2 separate regions of the Homo sapiens genome follow, and region 1 is linked to region 2. The links are chromatin loops, found by intact Hi-C in ENCODE. Cell type or tissue: B cell. All regions are shown on one strand. Links, peaks and the distances in the headings refer to the core of each region. The heading gives the core; the rest is flanking DNA. Region 1 has its middle 21 kb from the start of ADAM19. Region 2 holds the start of SOX30 (SRY-box transcription factor 30).

Region 1 (2,913 bases), core at 105-2,604, 55 kb before region 2:
TGACCCTCTCATCACCAGATTGCTAAGGAGAGGAGGAGGTAATTCCAGAATCAGAAACCTAGGGGATACTTTAGAAACCATCTTGCCCTGCAGATAGGGTCACCATTTCATTTTATAGCTAGGGCTACTAAGGTCCAGAAAGAGGAAATTGACTTCCTCAAGGTCATGGACAAATCCTGAAAAGGGAACCAGATTAAAAGTCTGAAGTGGTGAGTCTGCAAGGCTGTGAATACTAAGGCTGCCAGCAAGTTTATGTATCTGATATACCCCTGCATACCAATATGAAAATTCCTGTTTTTCACTTAGCTCAGTCAACTTTGGGTTGATCTGGTTGAAGCAGGAGAAGGATGTGGATAAAACGGGAAGAGTGGGGGTGTGATCTTTAAACAGATCAAGAAACTTGTATAAACAGACCCATTTAGAATAAGGATTGTGAAAGGAAAAAATCTTATATATGAACTCCACCCCTATGTTTGTTACAAAGGACAGATCTCCACCTAAACCCCTAAATAAACTGCAGAGGCAAAAGCATTCAGGAAAAACCCAGCAATATACTACCCAATTGAAAATGGCAATCAGCTCAACATCCCTAATCATCAGAGAAATGCAAATCAAAACTACGATGAGATACCACACTCTAGTCAGAATGGCTATTATTAAAAAGTCAGAAAACAACAGATGCTGGCAAGGCTGTGGAGAAAACGGAATGCTTATACATTGCTGGTGGGAATGTAAATTAGCTCAGCCACCGTGGAAAGCAGTTTGGAGATTTCTCAAAGGACTTAAATAGAACTACCATCAACCCAGCAATTCCATTACTGGGTATATATCCAAAAGAAAATAAATCATTCTACCAAAAAGACACATACACTCACATGTTCATTGCGGTGCTATTCACAATAGCAAAGACATGGAATCAACTAACCTAGGTGCCCACCAGTGGTAAATTGGATAAAGATAATGTGGTCCATATACACCATGAAATACTATGCAGCTATAAAAAAGAATGAAATAATGTTCTTTGCAGCAACATGGATGCAGCTGGAGGCCATTATCCTAAGCAAATTAACACAGGAACAGAAAACCAAATACTGCATGTTCTCATAAATAAGTGGGAGCTAAACATTGAGTGCATATGGACATAAATATGGAAACAATAGACAACGGGGACTACTAGAGGGGGAAGCGGTGGGGCAAGGGTTGAAAAAAAAGCTATTGGATACCATGCTTACTACCCGGGTAATGGGATCATTCACATCCCAAACCTCAGCATCATGCAATATACCCATGTAACAAACCTGCACATGTACCCCTGAATCTAAAATGAAAGTTGAAATTATTGTTTAAAATGGCAATCAATAAAGCACTTAATTTCAGCTGGCTCCACTTAGCCAGAGAACAGCTCGAAGACCTGTAGGTCTCGACTGCCTAGTTTTAGGTTAATGGCTGCACACACTCAGAAAGTCGAGTTCCTGCAGCTGGTTGAGTGGTAAGTTGAAGTGAGAATTAGGCAAATAAGTCAGCCCTTGCTCACATCTGCTCTTGTGGTCTGAGTGGGTGGATCTTCCTCTCCTCCCCAACCACTGCTCAGGAATAGTCAAGAACACAACGCCTGGGTGTAGAACTGCATCATTAAACCCACTGTGCTTGGCTCAGTGATGGGTATATGGCCCTAAGCTGGACCAATGGGCATCTTCCCCAAGACTCTTGACAGCTCTATCAAAAATTTGCTTTCTTCTCGTCTGAGATGGTAAGCAATATAAGTTTGGAGCTATGAGTTGTCTTCTTGCTGCCATGTCAGGAAAGAACCTGTCTAAAAAATGAAGTCAAACAGTGGTAAGAGGTATGGAGAAAGAGAGAGACAAGGTCCTAGTATTATTATTTGAACCTGTGGATTTAGCCATGCCTGAAGTCAGCCGCCTCAACTTTTCAACTACATGAGCCAATAATTTTCTTTTTTGCTCAAGCTAGTCTGAGTTAGAGGTCTGTCACTTGTGACTGAAAATATCTCAATCATGCAAAGGCCTCCTCCATTCTAGGCACTGTGCTAGCTGCTGGGATTATAAGAGTGGACAAAGACACATGTCATTCCTATCTTCACGGTACTTAGCATCTAGTGGGAAAGATGACAGTAAGCAAGTGAGCAAATACACATATACATAAAATATAATAATTACACATTGATATTTGTAAACAATTGATGCTAAAAGAGAGAATGAGAAAGGAGGACTACTTTAGACAGCATGGTGGGGTAAGGCTCTCTTGAGTTGTTTTTTGAGCTGAGAGTTTGTGGTTGGTATGAAGAACAGAGGGAAGAAAGTTTCAGGTGGCAGAGACAGCCACCATTCTCAGGCTTGAAAGGCCTCTATTCATTCCAGGACCTGAAAGAAGGCCTTCATTCATTCACCCATTCAACAAACATCTGTTAGACGGTGTCAAGTGCTAAGTACAAGGAGATAAAAGCAGCCCCTGGAGAGTTGATAAGAGACATTGAAAGCTATACAAATGTTTGAACCATGTTATTCAGCAATTCCACTTCTAGAAATTCAGTCAAAAGAAAATAACAGGAATTTCTGCAAAAACATAGCTATCAGGATGTTCATTGAAGCGTTATTTATTTTTTTAACTCTAATTGAAGTGCCACAAACATACTAAAAGAGTGCACATAGACCGGGTACGGTGGCTCACGCCTGTAATCCCAGCATTTTGGGAGGCCGAGGCAGGCGGATCACCTGAGGTCAGGAGTTAGAGACCAGCCTGGCCAACATGCCGAAACCCCATCTGTACTAAAAATACAAAAATTAGCCGGATGTGGTGGTGCATACCTGTAATCCCAGCTACTCAGGAGGCTGAGACAGGAAAATTACTTGAACCCAGGAGGCGGAGGTTGCAGTGAGCCGAGATCGTGTCACT
Region 2 (2,913 bases), core at 308-2,807:
ACAATAAAACATAAAGTTAATAAAAATATGAACCAAAGATTAATATGACTTTCCAAGATGTTCATTGGCAAAGTGTTCTGTGTGAACTAAATCTTAAAATAAGAATTTGCTAACTATATATCTGGAAATACTGAATAGAAATAAAAACATTATTTGTACTTGTTACTGCTGCAACTAGTCATTTCTTTAAAAATAATATTTATGGCTCATTCTACTGTATTCTTTTCAATATTTCTATAAGTCATTACCTTTCAGAGGAATAAACCCTAAAATATTACATTGAATCACGTATTGTTTTCTGCTAGAATATTTATTATTCATTTTTAAAGATAGCCTCTATAATCGGTATAAACTTTCCTGTTTAATTATAATCACTTTTTTCATTCAACACCATTATTTCTTCTATTTCTTGATACATATAAAAGTACTGAGCTGTTATACTACAATATTTTTAATCTTGATTATTTGTAGCATATAAACTGAGGGCTATGCGCTGTCTAGCAAGAATATTTCTATTTTTGTGTACAAAAATTAGTCCTATCTAAATACTGGGCCTTAAAATCGATTTTTTAAAAAATACTTGAGAATCTTGAAGGCATTCGTGTATTTTACTGCTATATGTACAAGTCGATCAGAAGTGATACCTGTGCAGACTCTGCCCTGAAAACAATCAGTTCCATTACTTTACTTTTGTAGTTTAGACTTGGGAACTGCTGACAAAACAGCTATGGGCAACACAGACGCAGTTTTGAAAACCCGACTCCCCTGCTGTCTAATACCTGCATCTGAGGGCAACACGGTGAGCGGGACATCTTTGGTTTCAATTTTTACAGAAGGCTCCAGTAGGGACTGCATTTTAGTAGGCACTGGTGTCAGGGGGACCTTGGTCAATCTTATCAGCTCTGAAGGCGGAGCTCCCTGAAACTGGATCCGGGCCCCAGGGGGGACCGTGTGGAGCGTCAAAGGGATCCTAAGGTCTTGCTGGTGCGGCCCAAAGGCACCGGACGTTGGGGCCAAGATGACCTCCGCGCTGCCATGAACCAGGCCATTGGACGCGGGCTCCGCGCCGAGCCTGCAGTCCTCGAGGAGTCTCTCGGGTTCCTCCGTTTTGATCACACCTTCTCGGATGGCTGCCGGGCTTTTGCCTGCCCCGCCTTGCATCGAGTCTCTCATGACCTCCTCCGCCTCCAGCTTGCCCTTCTCGTCCCCTCGGAAGTAGCCGAGGGCCGGCCCGGGGCCTTCCAACTTGACCACCCTGGAGGCTCTAGGACCGGTTTCGACGGCCCCTCGAGGCCCCACTGACTGATCCAGGCTGGGCCCCAGCTTCTGCTTCTTGGCCTTGACATGCAGCGCCAGGGGCTGCACCGGGTGCAACTCGGGCCTGGAGGTGGCGCCGTCTGACGCTGTCGGCGGCTGCAGGAGCCGCAGGTCGGGCCTGAACTGCAACAGCCGCGCCTGCGCGGACGAGGCAGCGGCTTCCTCGTTCTGGGCCTGAGGCTGTGGTAGCAGCAACACCTGCTCTGGCTTCACCTGCAGCAGCCGCCGCACCGCGGGCTGTAAGCCGGACGCCACTGCCTCCCCGCACGACGAGGCCAAGGTCGCACTGGCTGCCGCGCTCAGTGTGGGAGACGACGGAGGGGGCTCCATGGCTGCTGCCCAAAAGGAGGTGCCCTCGACCGGCAGCGGGGGCGGAGCGGGACGCAACGGGCGCGGCTGAGGCGGCGGCTCGGGTCTGGCTCTCTCCATGGGGGAGGGGGACGCCCCGGCCAGGATTGTGAGCTCAGCCGTTTGTTGGCGACCTTCCCCCTCCCCCTTTCGGTTAAGAGCCTTGCAAGGCCTTTGCTACCCAGAACCCTACGCGGTTCAAAACGCAGCTGTCTGTCTGGGCCTCACCCAATCACAACGACCGATACCCGTGGACGGCCAATCACAGGCGGGTTTTCCGGCTCTTCCTGGTCCCTACTCTCGCCTCGTGCTGAGTCCTCGAATCACCTGCCATGGTAGGAGCCGCCGCACTTGTTGCACATTTTCGTTCTGACTCTCTTGTGGAGTTCTCTTACAGCCGTTGTCTTTAGTCATCCCTCCCCCACCCGGAGCTGCGACAATGGCGTTGCCCAGGAAACGTTGCGCTTCCAGGCCGCTGACATCCAGGGAATGAAGTCTTGCGTCACAAGGGGAGCGACGGCCTTGTGCACGCGCTCTGTGCGGCCTGAGTAATCTGTCGGCCCTGAGTACCACCAGGGCTTTTGAATCTTTGCCAAGGGAGAATGGGGAAGATTTTGCAACTTATCAATAACCTATTAGCTAATGTTGCTGGGGAGGATCTTCGACTTTGTGTGATTATTGTGCTAAAGTTTCAATTAATCACCAGGCCCTGTGGCCCTACTTCCAAAATACTATACATCCCAAATTCATCCACTGTTTTGTGTCTCTACCTGCCATTATCCTGTTCCAGGCTCCCAGCATCTTTCACTGGGATACTGCCGTAACCCTGTAAATAGTCTCCCTGCTTGTCACCCTTGCCCCACTACACTCCAGCTGCCAGTGATCTTTCGAAAACGCAAATCTAAGGTTGTCACACTTTTCCTAAACTTTCCATGGCTCCCCACTGATAATGTAATGAAAGTCTAAAATTCTTAGCAAAGCCTTAAAAATCCCCCAGTGGCTTGGGATCTAACCTCCTACTACTGCTACTATTAGATTGGTGCAAAAGTAATTGTGGTTTTTGCCATTAAATAGTTATTGAGTCTTTGGGTTTCAGCCACATTGGCCCCATCATCATTCTCTTTCTACTGCAGGGTGTTTAAACATGCTCAGCATGCTACTCTTTCCTTTGTGTCTCCTTAATTCCTCCTGCACATTTTTCATATTGCAGCTCAACTGGGACTTCTTCAGAGAAGCTTTTACTGACTC

What was found. A loop is a pair of places that touch in the nucleus more often than their neighbours do. Peaks named below come from ENCODE experiments on the same cell type or tissue, not always from the same donor. Only the 100,000 strongest peaks of a DNase experiment are listed, where the experiment ranks them.
Region 1: a loop joins it to region 2, with 3 times the contacts of the local background. A loop is called at or near these places in 10 of 110 quality-filtered maps.

What each region holds. Positions count from the first base shown.
Region 1 is chr5:157,595,107-157,598,019 of GRCh38, forward strand. No RefSeq gene overlaps it. Among named protein-coding and RNA genes, the nearest start is that of ADAM19, 21 kb to the left of the region's middle. In B cell, for the core only: no CTCF peak of the experiment used is centred there; a DNase peak (open chromatin) is centred at 1,545; H3K4me3 peaks cover 1,555 bases; H3K27ac peaks cover 2,500 bases.
Region 2 is chr5:157,650,333-157,653,245 of GRCh38, forward strand. SOX30 (SRY-box transcription factor 30) reads right to left here and starts at 2,106. Exons shown (of 5, transcript NM_178424.2): 1 at 780-2,106. The coding sequence starts at 1,746. LOC105377675 (a long non-coding RNA gene) reads left to right here and starts at 1,474. Exons shown (of 3, transcript XR_941127.3): 1 at 1,474-2,000. RefSeq lists an enhancer at 1,749-2,043. In B cell, for the core only: a CTCF peak has its summit at 1,373 (motif pointing right); a DNase peak (open chromatin) is centred at 1,459; H3K4me3 peaks cover 1,074 bases; H3K27ac peaks cover 1,723 bases.